Regions from separate parts of the Homo sapiens genome. Here regions 1, 3, 4 and 5 are each linked to region 2. Evidence: chromatin contacts called from ENCODE Hi-C or POLR2A ChIA-PET data. All regions are on one chromosome and are shown on one strand. The core of a region is the stretch at or near the end of the contact, and the rest is flanking DNA. Distances in the headings are between cores, read along the strand shown. Region 1 holds the start of COPS6 (COP9 signalosome subunit 6). Region 2 holds the start of SLC12A9-AS1 (SLC12A9 antisense RNA 1). Region 3 holds the start of STAG3L5P-PVRIG2P-PILRB (STAG3L5P-PVRIG2P-PILRB readthrough). Region 4 holds the start of TRAPPC14 (trafficking protein particle complex subunit 14). Region 5 holds the start of GPC2 (glypican 2).

Region 1 (2,700 bases), core at 149-2,648, 760 kb before region 2:
TATCTTCTTTCTTTCTTTCTTTCTTTCTTTTTTTTTTTTTTTTGAGATGGAGTCTCACTTTGTCTTGCCCGGGCTGGAGTGCAGTGGCGCGATCGCAGCTCACTGCAGCTTCCACCTCCCGGGTTCAAGCAATTCTCCTGCCTCAGGCTCCTGAGTAGCTGGGATTACAGGCGCCTGCCACCACGCCTGGCTAATTTTTGTATTTTTAGTAGAGATGGGGTTTCACCATGTTGGCTAGGCTCGTCTCAAACTGCTGACCTCAAGTGATTGTCTGGCCTCGGTCTCCCAAAATGCTGGTATTACAGGTGTGAGCCACCATGCCTGGCCTTGTGGGGTTATTTTCGAAAGTCCTTGAGATAATTCCTATCTCAGACATGCAAGCATGAGACCTTCTCCTTGGTGTTCTCATGGCTCCAATTTGTTTGGACCTGACAATGTGATTTTGTCCTGGTATCTGCAACTTTCACAAGATGGAGCAACTAACTCAACACCAGATTCCACCCCTAATTATTCCTTCATTCACTCAAAAAGTATCTAGGCTCCAATGTGTCAGGCACCGTGTTGGTCACAGGGGATACCATGATGAACAAGAGAAGGAACCACAGGCTTTTGAATGGGAAACTAAAGCATGTGAAAAACACACGGAGAGCTGGGTGCGGTGGCTCATGCCTGTAATCCCAGTGCTTTGGGAGGCTGAGGATGGAGGATCTCTTCTGCCCGGGAGTTGGAGACCAGCCTGGACAACCTAGTGAGACCCCCGTCTCTATCAAAATAAAAACAAATAATAAAATTAGCTGGGTGCGGTGGGGTGCGCCTGTAGTCCCAGCTACTCGGGAGGCTGAACTGGGAGGATCACTTGAGCCCAGGAGTTTGAGGGTGCAGTGAGCTGACATCAGGCCACTGCACTCCAGCCTGGGCGACAGAGCGAGACCCTGTCTCAAACAAAACAAAACAAACCACCACCACCACCAGACATGAGGGCCAGTGCAGCTGAAGCCTGAAGATCAAGGGCTAGAAGAGGCCAGGCCGGGGCCAGATCAGGCAGGGCCTTGCAGGTTGTGGTTAGTTGTTTGGATTTTATTGTGAGGGAAATAACACGACATGTCATTCCTTCTGCAACAGCCTTAAGAACTAGGCGTTCTTATCCCAATTTCACAGACGAGGACGATCAAGTCGTTAATTTGTCAAAGGTCACCCGCAGGCGACAGGCGGGGACAGGGTCTGGGAAAACCCGCTAGGCACCGAGGCCCAGAGGGCGTCGGGCGTCCCCGCACCGAGTGCCGCCCGCCGCGACCCGGGAACTGCCTGCTCCCCGGACGCCAGGCCCGCCGCACGCCGCGGGGACACCGAACATGCGCCGCTCGCCTTACGGAAGCCGGGAAGGAAGGGGGCGGGGCCGAGGCTGGCGGGCGCGGGGAAAATGGCGGCGGCGGCGGCGGCGGCTGCAGCTACGAACGGGACCGGAGGAAGCAGCGGGATGGAGGTGGATGCAGCAGGTAACGGGCCGTGCGGGGGTGGCTTCCGGAGACCTCCTTCAGGGGTTCGTTGAGGCCTCCCTGTGCTCCCGGGAGAAGGGAGGAGGGCGGAGCAGCAACATCTTTCCCTGGGATAAGTTACGGGAGGAAAGTGTGGCCCGGGCTCCGCCGTCCCCCACTGCCATCTCCAGGGAAGAACGTGGGGCCCGGACTCTCACCCTCTCTCCTTTCCCTCCACCCTTAGTAGTCCCCAGCGTGATGGCCTGCGGAGTGACTGGGAGTGTTTCCGTCGCTCTCCATCCCCTTGTCATTCTCAACATCTCAGACCACTGGATCCGCATGCGCTCCCAGGAGGGGCGGCCTGTGCAGGGTGAGTGTTGGGCATAGACTCCAGTCTCTTCTCCTTGCTCACCTCCCCCAGGCAGTGGTCTTTTCCCCTTCCTCTACTGGAGCCAATTCCCCCTCCCCCAAATCATCGTTTCCCCAATACATGGTTCCCACTGATCTCAGACCCTCAGGTCATAGAAGTTTCTTTACCCTCACCTTTTCCATGTCATTCTCTTTCCCAGTGATTGGGGCTCTGATTGGCAAGCAGGAGGGCCGAAATATCGAGGTGATGAACTCCTTTGAGCTGCTGTCCCACACCGTGGAAGAGAAGATTATCATTGACAAGGAATATTATTACACCAAGGAGGAGCAGTGTGAGAGTGGAATAGATGTGGGGAAGAGGAGTGGGAGTTAAAAAAAAAATGTACAGGGTGGGGAAGATGGAGAGGGTTGGAAAGAAACAGGAGAGGAGACCAAGAACAGGGGAGAAAAAGTGAAGAGTAGCTGGAGAGATCTCAGAAAAAGAAAACGTTCAGAGTTCTTTCTCAAAAGAAAGCAAAGGATGAGAGGAGACAGGATAGAAGGGAGTAGTTATTCTAAACTGAGCCAGGATTTGAGGAGGGAGGAGAGAAGCTGGTGAAAATACACCAGGAGCTTCACATTGAGGAAGGATGGTTTAAAGAATTACTATGTCAGGCCGGGCTCAGTGACTCATGCCTCTAATCCCAGCACTTTGGGAGGCCGAGGTGGGTGGATCATGAGGTCAGGAGTTCAAGACCAGCCTGGCAAACATAGTGAAACCCCACCTCTACTAAAAATACAAAAATTAGTCTGGCATGGTGGTGCGTGCCTGTAGTCCCAGCTACGCGGGATGCTGAGGCAGGAGAATTGCTTGAAC
Region 2 (2,700 bases), core at 88-2,587:
GGCTGCAGTCATTGATGAAGACAAGGTCCAAGGCAAAACCACAGACTAACAAGGTAAGGTGGAGGTTGAGATTTATGGAAGCAGAGTTCAGTGACGGACAGGCCAGGGTATGCCAAGGGAGTGCTTATAACTAACTGACCCTGAAAAAGTTTTTTTTTTTTTTTTGAGACAGAGTCTCGTTCTGTTGCCCTGGCTGGAGTGCAGTGGTGCGATCTCAGCTCACTGCAACCTCTGCCTCCCAGGTTCAAGCGATCCTCCTGCCTCAGCCTCCTAAGTAGCTGGGACTGCAGGCGCATGCTTGAGTTCAGGAGTTCCAGAGAGGCCTGGGCAACATGGCGAAACCCGGTCTCTACAAAATATTTAAAAATTAGCCAGGCGTGGTGTGTGCCTGTGTAGTTCCAGGCACTGCGGAGGCTGAGGCAGGAGGATGCTTGAGCCGGAAATGCAGAGGTTGTAGTGACACGAGATCGCGCCACTGCACTCCAGCCTGTGTAATAGTTCCTGGATCAAAAAAAAAAAAAAAAAAAAAAGGAAATGTATCTGAAACTTTCCAAGCTCCAATTTCCTAATCTGAAAAATTGAAATAGCGGTACCTACCTCACAGAGTGGCTAATTTAATGCAGTGCTATTTGCAAGGGATAATTTATCAAACCTTTAGGCGTTGTTCTAAAGTGCCCATTAAATGCTCACTGAACTCACAGCCTTAGGAGGGAGGTTCGAGTTTATGCCCATTTTACATATGAGGACGCGTTGGCAGGTGGTACTGCTGTTCATGGGATCTGTAAAGAGTGAAGAAGGAGTCTCAGCTCTCAGTAGAGTTCATAGGCTCTAGGATTTCTGCTGGAAGTGAGAACACTGCAGGGAGGCAAGAAAGCGGGCATCAGACGGTGCAAAGCGACCCTGGGCCCAGATCGGCGGCCAATGGCTCCCTCCGGTGGCGGAAGCGAAGAGCGCAGCTGGATCGGGCGCGAAGGGAGGATCCCCGCAGCGGGTGAGGGGCGAGGCTGGGACCCGGTGGAGGTTCTAGGGTTTTGAGAGGTTGGAGGACTAGAACTCCAGAAGTCCCTGAACGAAGTGGGCCGGATTTCCCGTGACGCACCTGGCCCAGGTGTTGCAGCCCCGCCCACCTCCCTGCCGCTTTCCGCCATCCTCACACGCCCCCTTTAGTGGGGTGGCTGCTCACCGCACCTCGGAGCTCGGACTGGGGTCCGGCCCCTGCGGCGACGATTGTTTGTACCTAAGTGAAGGAGGCTCCGAGACCCGCGGCCCACGTCCTGCCGGAGACGCTTGTCTGCAGGGCTGCATTGCATCCCCGGGCGCACGTGGAGCTGGAGCAGCGCAGGCTGGGGAAGAGCAGAGAGGGTCGGGCTTCTCCGGGCGCGCCATGGGGCGGGGCCGAGGACGGGGACCAATAGCGCGCGCGTGCTGGTGGGGGTGGGGACAGGCTCCAGGCCTGGCATCCCGGTAGCCGCAGCTGTCTTTTCCGGCCCCCGTGCACTCTCCGCCCGAGCGGAGCCCCCCGGCTCGCGGGGATCGCCCCCGAGCGCTGCGTCCTGCGGGTGGGTGAGTGAGCGCCTCGCGGCCCCCGAGCTGTGGGGTGCACCTGGCCGGGGAGAAGGATATCTTGGCTCCCTTGCACCCCAACGGGCGCAAAGGGGCAGGAGCCCGGATTGGGGGAGGAGGAGGACCCGGGGACCTTGTGTCGCTCGGTGGGAGCCGGTCTGTGTTTCTGTTTCGCTAGGGTGTGTTTGGGTTGGTAGAGTTTGTGGGGAGGGGTGCCTCGTGTGGATGGGAGGAATCGGGGAGGCTAAGGCGAGGAGGAGGGGGTTTGAGATGGGTTGAGGGAGAGGATTGACGGAGGGTGGGGTTTTGAAAGAGTTGGAAGTTTCTTGTTACCTGTGGGTGCGGTGATTGCATTGGGGGGCTTGGTAGGGGCAGCTCAGGACACCGAAGGAGAGGATGGGGAAGGCTCTCCTGCCCGTAACTTACTTCCCTTTTGGGAGATTTGGTTCCTCTTGCATTGCTAGTTAAGGAAGGAGAGGCTGGAGAAGCCTGTGCCGTCAGAGAACCTTTGCCCCTTTCCAGAACCGGTGCCATCCCTAGTCTCAGGAACATAAGGGAAGGGGTGGCCCCCAGGAGCCGGGAGGGGCCTTGAAACCCCTGCTGACAGGTTTGGGGTACCACTTTTTTGTGGGGCAGTGGCTGGTACCATTTGCAGCCCACGGACTTTTTTGAGTTGCCGGTAAGCAGGGTGTGGGTGCGTTCCTGTTTCCTTGCGGTTGTCTCTTTTTTTTTTTTTATTGACACAGGGTCTCGCTCTGTCACCCAGGCTGGAGTGCAGTGGCATGATCTCGGCTCGCTGCAGCCCTACGCCTCCAGGACTCAAGCGATTCTCGTGTCTCAGCCTCCCAAGTAGCTGTGATTACAGGCATGCACCTTCACGCTTGGCTAATTTTTTTTTTTTTCTTGTGAGACGGAGTCTCACTCTGTCACCCAGGCTGGAGTGCAGTGGTGTGATGTCGGCTCACTGCAACCTCTGCCTCCTGGGTTCAAGGGATTCTCCTGCCTCAGCCTCCCAAGTAGCTGGGACTACAGGCATGAGCCACCATGCCCAGCTACTTTTTGTATTTTTAGTAGAGACGGGGTTTCACCATGTTGACCAGGGTGGTCTCGAACTCCTGACCTCAGGTGATCCACCTG
Region 3 (2,700 bases), core at 91-2,590, 520 kb before region 2:
TTTTTCTTTTTTTTTTTTGAGATGGAGTCTTGCTGTGTCACCCAGGCTAGACTGCAGTGGTGCAATCTCAGCTCACTGCAACCTCTGTCTCCTGGGTTCCAGCGATTCTCCTGCCTCAGCCTCCCAAGTAGCTAGGATTACAGGCGCCTGCCACCACGCCCAGCTAATTTTTGTATTTTTAGTAGAAATGGGATTTCACCATGTTGGCCAGGCTGGTCGTGAACTCCTGACCTCATGATCCACTTGCCTTGGCCTCCCAAAGTGATGGGATTATAGGTGTGAGCCACCGCACCTGGTCCACTTCAGATATTTAGATACAGACGGCAAATTTATTTAAATGTCTCAATACATTTAAATGTAGTTACCTAAATATATCTAATATATTTAAATGCAGAGAGCAAATTTGCGTTTACAAATCTGACATGGAATTCAACTGTGCTAGCCAAGATTCGGTGTAGCTTACTAGCCAGAAATCACATACCCTAACAGGTAAAAATGCATTGCATTTTTTAAAACTGCGCAGCTATGCAAATTAGGATGTGTCTGGACGCTCTACTGTCCCCAAAATAACCTCAATTTTTTTTTAAAGGCCAGGCACAGTGCATTACGCCTGTAATTCCAGCGCTTTGGGGGGCCAAGGCGGGCGGACTGCTTGAGCTCCGGAGTTCCAGACCAGCTTGGGCAACATAGCTAAATCCCCGTCTCTACAAAAAAATAAAGTAAAAATTAAAAATAAAATAATATAAAAATAAAAATAAAAGGGGAGAGAGAACAGGTAGGAAGGAAATGCATTCAGTCTATAGGGATTTCACGTTCCGGCTTCAAGTCCACGGCCCTGTGATGGGATGTGGGCAGGGCCTGAGACAGGCCGAACCCAACTCTTCACAGGGCCGAATTCTTTGCCCGCAGCCCAGCACCCCGAAGGAGCTTGCCTCGGCTTCAAGGCGCACCTAATGGGCACCGGATCGCTGGGGCGCTGAGGATGCCGCTCCGGGGCCTCCACGAGGCGGCCTCGCCACGCGCCTCGGCCATGTTCCCCCCATTTCCAGGGAGGTTGGACGCCGTGGTTCTTAAAGAGGGCGCGCGAGAGGGGCGACCGCGAGCCCAGCTCACCTCGAGCTCTCAGCTCGCTCCAAGGATGCAACACCGGATCCGCCTCGGGGACTGGGAAAGTTCCCTCCACGGCTCCCACAGGCGCCCCGCCTCCTGGGCTCCCAACGGCTGCTTTCGACGTTGTGCTCCACCCTTTCCGGGCGGGGCGGAAAAAATACTTCCCGTCTCTCCTTTTCGCCTAGTGGCTCTGTCAAAGGTCGAGTCCGTGACGTCAAAGAGCCTGGACCAATCAGAGCACACCGGACTGCGTTTTTTCCGAACGCCAGCAGCAGGGTCAGAAGGGAGGTAGTCGCCCTCCGTCGTGGCCTGGCGTGGATTCCGAGCGTTGGTGTCTGGCGGTTTCCGACCGTTGGTGTCTGGCACGCGCCACCCCGATGTACCAGGTAAAGCCCTATCACGGGGTCGGCGCCCCTCTCCGTGTGGAGCCCACCTGCATGTACTGGCTCCCCAACATGCACGGCAGGAGCGGCGGCCCAGCACTCGGCACTGGCCACTTGCAGGTAGGAGCGCGGGGCCCCCCCGCCCACTGCGCACGCGCGGCGGCCCGTTGCTGGCCCAGGTGCCCCTAGGCCGGATAGAGTGCGTCCCAACCGATTCGCGGCCCCACCCCGGCATCTGTGCCGGCCGGCCAGGGGGTCACCCAGATTTTTATGTTTTAAAAGATTTATTCAGGCCGGGCGCCGTGGCTCACGCCTGTAATCCCGGCACTTTGGGAGGCCGAGGCGGGCGGATCACCTGAGATCAAGAGTTCGAGACCAGTCTGGCCAACATGGTGAAACCTCGTCTCTACTAAAAATGCAAAAATTAGCCGGGCATGTGTCGGGCGCCTGTAATCCCAGCTACTCGGGAGGCTGAGGCAGGAGAATGGTTTGAACCCTGGAGGCGGAGCTTGCAGTGAGCTGAGATCGAGCCATTGCACTCGAGCCTGGGCAGCAAGAGTGAAACTCCGTCTCAAAAAAAAAATTATTATATATATATATATTTTTATATATGTTAAATATACCTTTATTATGCGTATTATACATATTGTATATTATGTGTAATATATAACATGATATATTATAAAATATATATTATATATATATATATCTTTCCTGGTCGAGCGCGGTGGTTCACGCCTGGAATCTCAGCGCTTTGGGAGACCGAAGCGGGAGGATTGCTTGAGCCCGGAGAGTTTGAGACCACCCTGAGCAACATAGCAAGACCCTTGTCTCTATGTTTTTTTTTTTTTTTGAGTTGGAGTCTTGCTCTGTCGCCCAGGCTGGAATGCAGTGGCCTGATCTCGGCTCACTGCAAGCTCCACCTCCCGGGTTCACGCCATTCTCCTGCCTCAGCCTCCCCAGTAGATGGGACTACAGGCGCCCGCCACCATGCCTGGCTAACTTTTTTTTGTATTTTTAGTAGAGACATGGTTTCACCGTGTTAGCCAGGATGGTCTCGATCTCCTGACCTCGTGATTCGCCTGCCTCGGCCTCCCAAATTGCTGGGATTACAGGCGTGAGCCACCACGCCCAGCTGCCTTGTCTCTATTTTTTAAATGTTTTAATTAAAATAAAAATCTATCCATATTTTTTCTTTTTTTTTGCG
Region 4 (2,700 bases), core at 7-2,506, 690 kb before region 2:
AGGGGGTGGGGGCAAGAAGTGATGGTCTGGAGGCTGACCTCACCTCCAACCCAGAATTCTCACCTTCCTCTTCTCAGAGCCCATTAGCCACTTTCCAGTGTGACCCCTCCCCTCTGTCCCCCAATTCCCAGACTCTAGCCCTTTGCCTCTGCGCTGCCCTGCCCACCTTGGGCCTTGAAAGCGCTCTGCTCGCCCCGGAATGTCTCCCCAGGAGATCGGGTCTGCAGCAATCGCAGGTAGCCTTGATCTCTGACCTCTGGTGCCTCAATCTCCCGCTTCCACACAGTCACTACAATCTGTCAAGAGGAAAGACAGATGGCTGAGCCCGGAAAAGGTGTCTGAATTAGGACAATAGCTCCACTCTTGCTCATCTTACCTTGGCCTTAGGTGTCCCTGGGGGCAGTCTATCCAGTGAAACGGTGAGTGGGAAGATGACCTCATCTGTGGACACAATCGGTTCCTCCACAGGCAGCTGGGGTTGGGAAAGGGGTGAAGAGGTCAGGAGCAAGTCAGAGGCAGCCTGCAGCCTTTCCCTTTAAGACCGGCAGTTCATCTGCCTCCTGCCTCAGGCCCCCAGCAAACCGCCCCTCCGTCCTGTGCCAGGTCCCCCAAAGCTCCTCACCGTGGTCGCTCCCCCTGAGGTAGCAGGGCCCGGGCCGTGGGTGAGAAGGGGGCTGCAGCCTCGGAACAAACCCCCACCCCCAGGATCCCCTCCCCCTGGGGGCTCCGAATCCTGGTCGCCGGCGCCGCCGCCCCCCGGCATCCCGCCTCCGGCGCTGACCGAGGCCAGGGCGGCCAGGGCGGTTGCCAGTTCTGCCCAGGCTCCTCTGGAGCCCAAGCCCGGGCCGCCCCCGGTGCCGGACCCCGCACCGCCCCGGCAGCGCAACACCAGCAGAAAACGGACAGTCTCCCCCAAGTACAGATGGTTGCGCCGGGGCAGCGCCCGGTACCGGCCCGGATCCCCTGCCAGCTCCGCGCGCGGCGGCAGCGGCACGGCCGGGAAGTACATCGAGTAGTCGCACTGGGACTCCATGGGGCGGCGAGGACGGCGCGACTGGGAGCCCGGACCGGAGGCCGACCGCCGGCGGGGCCCGCTAGGGTGGGTCCAGAGGGTCCCGACACCTCCGGCTGCTGCGCCCGGCTGGGGCGGCCGGAGAGACCGGCCCGGTCCCGGCACCGGGGCAACGAACCCGAACCGAGACCCGGCAGCGCCGGAACCGGGGTACTGAGCCGAATGACTGGAGAGAAACAGGAAGCGGAAGGGAGGGGGCGTGGCCGCCGAGGCCCCGGAATCTGCGGGTGCCCGGACCGTGGAGGAGGGGGCGGGGTCCCGCTGCTCTGAGGCTGCGAGAATGCAGGCGGGGGCTGCGGCCAGGCTTCTTGGAAAAGAAATGGAAGACCTCGTCGGCCAGGCGGGTTGGCTCACGCCAGTAATCCCAGCACTGTGGGAGGCCGAGGCGGCAGGATCGCTTGAGGCCAGGAGTTCAAGACCACCCTGGCCAACATAGCAAGAACTCCTCTCTGCAAAAAATTTAAAAATTATCCGGGCGCGGTGGCGCGCGCCTGTATTCCCAGCTACTTAGAAGGCCTAGGCAGGAGGATCCTTTGAGCCCAGGAGTTTGAGGCTGAAGTGAGCTATGATTGGGACACTGGACTGCAGCCTAGGTGACAGAGTGAGATCTTGTCTCGGAAAAAAAAAAAAAAACAACCCTTCCAACCCCACTTCTCCCAGGAAGATTCTCCATCCCTCCCCTTTCCACCCTCCATAAATCAAGTAGAAGTTTCAAATTATTTATTCATTCAACAAACATGTCAGAGAGAAATGAACAGTCTAGTAGCAAATATTTCATAGAGAAATGGACGTATCATTCCAACTCACCACGCCCCAAACTTCCTGTGGCTCACTCCATCTTTTGCCCCTCTAGGGAGCTTCGGTGATGTGGATCTGCCTTGGGGCAGGAAAGGGGAAGGGGAGGTCAGGCCTAGTGGCTCACGCCTGTAATGGCAGCACTTTGGGAGGCAGAGTCATGTGGATCACCTGAGGTGAGGAGTTCAAGACCAGCCTAACCAACATGTTGAATCCCTGTCTCTAAAAATATAAAAATTAGCCGGGTATGGTGGCACGTATCTGTAATCCTAGCTACTCTGGAGGCTGAGGCAGGAGAATCGCTTGAACCTGGGAGGCAGAGGTTGCAGTGAGCCGAGATCATGCCACTGCACTCCAGCCTGGGGGACAGAGCAAGACTCCGTTTCAAAAAAAAAAAAAGTTGGGGGGAAAGAACAAAATGAGTGGAGGGTGGAGGAGGGAAGCACTGCTGGGAGCCCAGCGAAGAGGGGGCTTGCATCGGGACAAAGACTCATCCCTTCTGGGAGATGCAGAAATGGCATCTTGCTGCCCCCCACTCATCACATGTGCCCTTCAAACATGGCTGCTCTTCCACCTAAATCTGTAGTCTGATGTTTATGGGGAGAGTGGCCTTGAAGTCTTGAGGGGCAGTGAGACGGTAGGGGGGAACTGCTTGGCATCCAGCTTGTCCTTGTACTGGAGCTCAGGGGTAGCTAGGCGCTCACATTCCTCTTGGTCTTGGGGGCTCAATCCACTCCGAAGTATATAGCCCAAAACCTTAGCTGACCCAAACTGGAAGGGGCGGAACCGGCGATCAGTGATGTATTTGGGGTCAGAAGCCTCACCCCCTACCA
Region 5 (2,700 bases), core at 51-2,550, 680 kb before region 2:
GGGTGGGCGGGCTGGGAGGGGATGGAGTCTTCACAGATGGAGTAAGGAGTGGGGACAGGAGCCTTGCTGGGGTCCTAAGCACCGAGAGGAGCTGTGAAGCTGAGTTTGGGGACCCCAGGTCCTCACCATCAAATTTTCTGTGCCTGGCAGCCAGTGTGTGAACCAGAAAGGAGCCGCTGTCCTCCACCAGGCCTCGGAAGGTGGCCTCAGTCTCCCTGATCAGCCTCTGCTCTGTCTCACTGGAACAGCAGGTGTACTCCTGGGGACAGACCCGGAGGTGCTCACCTGGACAGAGGAGACGTGAAGGAATGGTGGGAAGTGATATCCTAAAATCCCTTCCATTTCCCGCCTATCTCTGGGGACTATGCCTTCTCTTCTACCTGCCTGGTCTCTTTTCTATTGTCTGCACCCTCTTCCCTACCTGAACCTATCCCCTACCTTATTGTCTCCTGACCCATCCCAAGTTCACTCCCATTAGCCACGGGATCATCTATTTAACAGCTGCCCTGAGGGCCAAGTCAGTGGTCAGAGTGTCCTCAGGTGACCCTCCCCAATGTCCACACCCCAGACCTCGAGGGACTTGGAGAACAGCTTCTAGGGGATGAAGAATGGGGCTTGGAAGGGTGGGGTTACTTGGTGAGCAATAAAGTATTCTCATAGAAGGGGCTAATAGAAACAGCGAGGAGAACATGGCTGTGAAGAAAGAAACACATAGGGGGTGTTAATTAGGAGGAGGGGATTCCTGGGGTGGGGATGGAGTAAGAGCGCTATTCTTTGCATAGGAGGGTTATTGTGATCCCGGTAAGGAAGTTACAGGAGGAGAACAGACATTACTGTGGGATGAAAAGATTAGTATAACGGTCACTCTGAAAAGGAAGAGAGTTATTGTGAGATGAGGAGGCCCCGCCCCCGCCCCCCACCCCCAATTCTCTAGTCTTCCTCTTTCTCCTCACCTGAGATCAGGGCGGGAGGGATTAGGTTTAAGCTATATCCCCGGGCCCCCAGCACCTGCCGGGTCTCTGCACAACTCCGGGTGACCTTTGCCTCGCTCCCGGGTCCGGGACCAGGACCGGGACACAGAGGCAGCAGCAGAAGCAGGAGAGGTCGCAGCGCGGACATAACTGCAGCCACCCCAGGACGGCAAAGTGGGTCCTAAGGAGGAAAGCAGAGCCTCCCAAACTCGGGAATCCGGTACTCGGCCGCGGGACCGCTCCGCGGGCCAGAGAAAGAGCGCTGCTCCGGAAAACTGAATACCGAGCACGATAGCTGGACCAGGCGGCATCTGCCGAGACAATGGGAGCGGGGAGCCGGACAGGGGGCGGGGCCCGAGGCGGGGCCCCGCCAATAATGGCTCGGAGCCGGCTTCAGGGGCGGGGGCAAGGAAGAAATTAAGCCAATGTAGCGCGGAAGCTCGGCAGGGGGGCGGGACCCGGCTGGCACTCAGGAGGTTGGTGAAATAGGGGCGTGGTCTCCCTCGGGGGCGTGGCGATCCGGCTCAAAAGGCGGGGCCTGGGTGGAACCTAGCCTATGGCAATTGAGAAGCCAGATTAAAGGGGTTACTAGCAGTCTGGTCCAAAACCCGCCCAATGGAGTAGGAGATTGAGGGTAGCGGGGGTGGGACCTGGGTGGGGGCGGGGCTAAAGCGGGCCGCCCGCGTGCCCAAGCCCACGTGAGAGGGCAGGACGCCTGAGAGCTTGAGGCCACACGAGGCTGTGGAGCGGCGTGACTCAAACGTGGCGCGCATCAGCTCGCACACTTCCAAACCTCGCGATAGCTACTGGCCCTGGGCGAGCCGTTGGGATTGCGCTTGCGCACAGCGTGTCTTGTACGTTCCCGCGCTTTTCTGGAATCTTTCGCCCCCGGAAGGGCAGCGGCGGGCGCCTGTGTGGAAGGTGGGGTGGCCAGAGACACCCGAGGGACCTGAGGTGGGGACCTTCCCTGAACCCTGCTCGGCCAGAAGTCACTCTTCCAGGCTCTGACAGGTTTCTCCTTGACCCAAGAATAGGCCCTCTCGCGACCCTCCCGGCCCTGACACTAGGAGCCTTCCCGGGCCGTGCCCCAATGGCCTCCGCCACAGAGCTGGAGAATCCTCTCCCCAGGCCTCCATAGACTGAGAGTCCATTCTCTTAAGCGCTTGGAAGGCTCTTTATCCTGGAGCCGCTTACCCCAGGGGCAGTCGTAGATATTTTTACCTTCTGGAAAAATAGGAAACGCGCACCTGCCTTTCCTCCTTTTGCGTTTCCAGCCCTATTCTCATGGCGCCTCCACCCCCAAATCCTTAAGAGCCTCCTGTTCCATTCCAGGTGGAATCAGGTGCTAGTCCTCTGGAAACGAAAGCCTGGGGTCTTCTTGTATTTTTTTTCTTATTTCTTTCTTTATTTTTTTTATTTCATTTTAAAAAACCTGTAAGTTCCCTTGCAGAGGGCGGTTTATACTTCCGAAGCCTCCAGAGAGGGGTGCGTCTGAAGCTGCCCTGCTGTCTGCCTTGCTTGGCTTTTTTTTTTTTTTCCATTTAATTTTTTTTTTTTAGAGACAGGGCGTTGCTATGTGGCCCAGGCTGATCTTGAATTCCTGGACCCAAGCGATGCTCCCGCTTCGCCCTCCCAAAGTACTGGGATTATAGGCGGGAGCACTGTGCACCACGCCTCGGCTTTTGGAGAGCAATTCCAAACCCACTGCCCAGTTTCTGGTGTCTGTAAT

What was found. Hi-C counts contacts between places; a loop is a spot of excess contacts on that map. ChIA-PET counts read pairs that join two places held with the same protein, here RNA polymerase II (POLR2A). Pooled maps may share reads with other maps.
Region 1: a loop to region 2 is called in a pooled map, with 7 times the contacts of the local background. The contact joins the promoter of COPS6 here to the promoter of SLC12A9-AS1 in region 2. A Hi-C loop is called at or near these places in 4 of 50 pooled maps. POLR2A ChIA-PET finds 5 or more read pairs at or near these places in 2 of 52 experiments (activated T-cell and naive thymus-derived CD8-positive, alpha-beta T cell).
Region 3: a pooled map shows a loop between it and region 2 (8-fold over the local background). The contact joins the promoter of STAG3L5P-PVRIG2P-PILRB here to the promoter of SLC12A9-AS1 in region 2. A Hi-C loop is called at or near these places in 2 of 50 pooled maps. POLR2A ChIA-PET finds 5 or more read pairs at or near these places in 2 of 52 experiments (HEK293 and activated T-cell).
Region 4: a loop to region 2 is called in a pooled map, with 4 times the contacts of the local background. The contact joins the promoter of TRAPPC14 here to the promoter of SLC12A9-AS1 in region 2. A Hi-C loop is called at or near these places in 5 of 50 pooled maps. POLR2A ChIA-PET finds 5 or more read pairs at or near these places in 2 of 52 experiments (OCI-LY7 and RWPE1).
Region 5: a pooled map shows a loop between it and region 2 (4-fold over the local background). The contact joins the promoter of GPC2 here to the promoter of SLC12A9-AS1 in region 2. A Hi-C loop is called at or near these places in 1 of 50 pooled maps. POLR2A ChIA-PET finds 5 or more read pairs at or near these places in 2 of 52 experiments (OCI-LY7 and RWPE1).

What each region holds. Positions count from the first base shown.
Region 1 is chr7:100,087,571-100,090,270 of GRCh38, forward strand. It overlaps COPS6 (COP9 signalosome subunit 6), which reads left to right and starts at 1,399. Exons shown (of 10, transcript NM_006833.5): 1 at 1,399-1,496; 2 at 1,720-1,845; 3 at 2,045-2,176. The coding sequence starts at 1,421. RefSeq lists enhancers at 1-212, 1,599-2,290, 1,797-2,700 and a silencer at 1,259-1,448.
Region 2 is chr7:100,851,277-100,853,976 of GRCh38, forward strand. SLC12A9-AS1 (SLC12A9 antisense RNA 1) reads right to left here and starts at 1,338. Exons shown (of 2, transcript NR_146550.1): 1 at 1,238-1,338. SLC12A9 (solute carrier family 12 member 9) reads left to right here and starts at 1,437. Exons shown (of 14, transcript NM_020246.4): 1 at 1,437-1,559. RefSeq lists enhancers at 654-853, 924-1,073 and a silencer at 1,364-1,673.
Region 3 is chr7:100,334,725-100,337,424 of GRCh38, forward strand. It overlaps STAG3L5P-PVRIG2P-PILRB (STAG3L5P-PVRIG2P-PILRB readthrough), which reads left to right and starts at 1,341. Exons shown (of 17, transcript NR_036570.1): 1 at 1,341-1,613. It also overlaps the pseudogene PMS2P1 and the pseudogene STAG3L5P. RefSeq lists enhancers at 443-1,321, 1,010-1,149 and a silencer at 1,640-1,709.
Region 4 is chr7:100,157,467-100,160,166 of GRCh38, forward strand. TRAPPC14 (trafficking protein particle complex subunit 14) reads right to left here and starts at 1,257. Exons shown (of 11, transcript NM_018275.5): 1 at 623-1,257; 2 at 377-472; 3 at 167-296. The coding sequence starts at 1,033. It overlaps GAL3ST4 (galactose-3-O-sulfotransferase 4), which reads right to left. Exons shown (of 4, transcript NM_024637.5): 4 at 1,778-2,700. The coding sequence ends at 2,462. RefSeq lists silencers at 364-540, 572-721, 752-1,391.
Region 5 is chr7:100,176,081-100,178,780 of GRCh38, forward strand. GPC2 (glypican 2) reads right to left here and starts at 1,301. Exons shown (of 10, transcript NM_152742.3): 1 at 954-1,301; 2 at 127-285. The coding sequence starts at 1,119. STAG3 (STAG3 cohesin complex component) reads left to right here and starts at 1,838. Exons shown (of 34, transcript NM_001282717.2): 1 at 1,838-1,925. RefSeq lists silencers at 1,263-1,382, 1,563-1,612.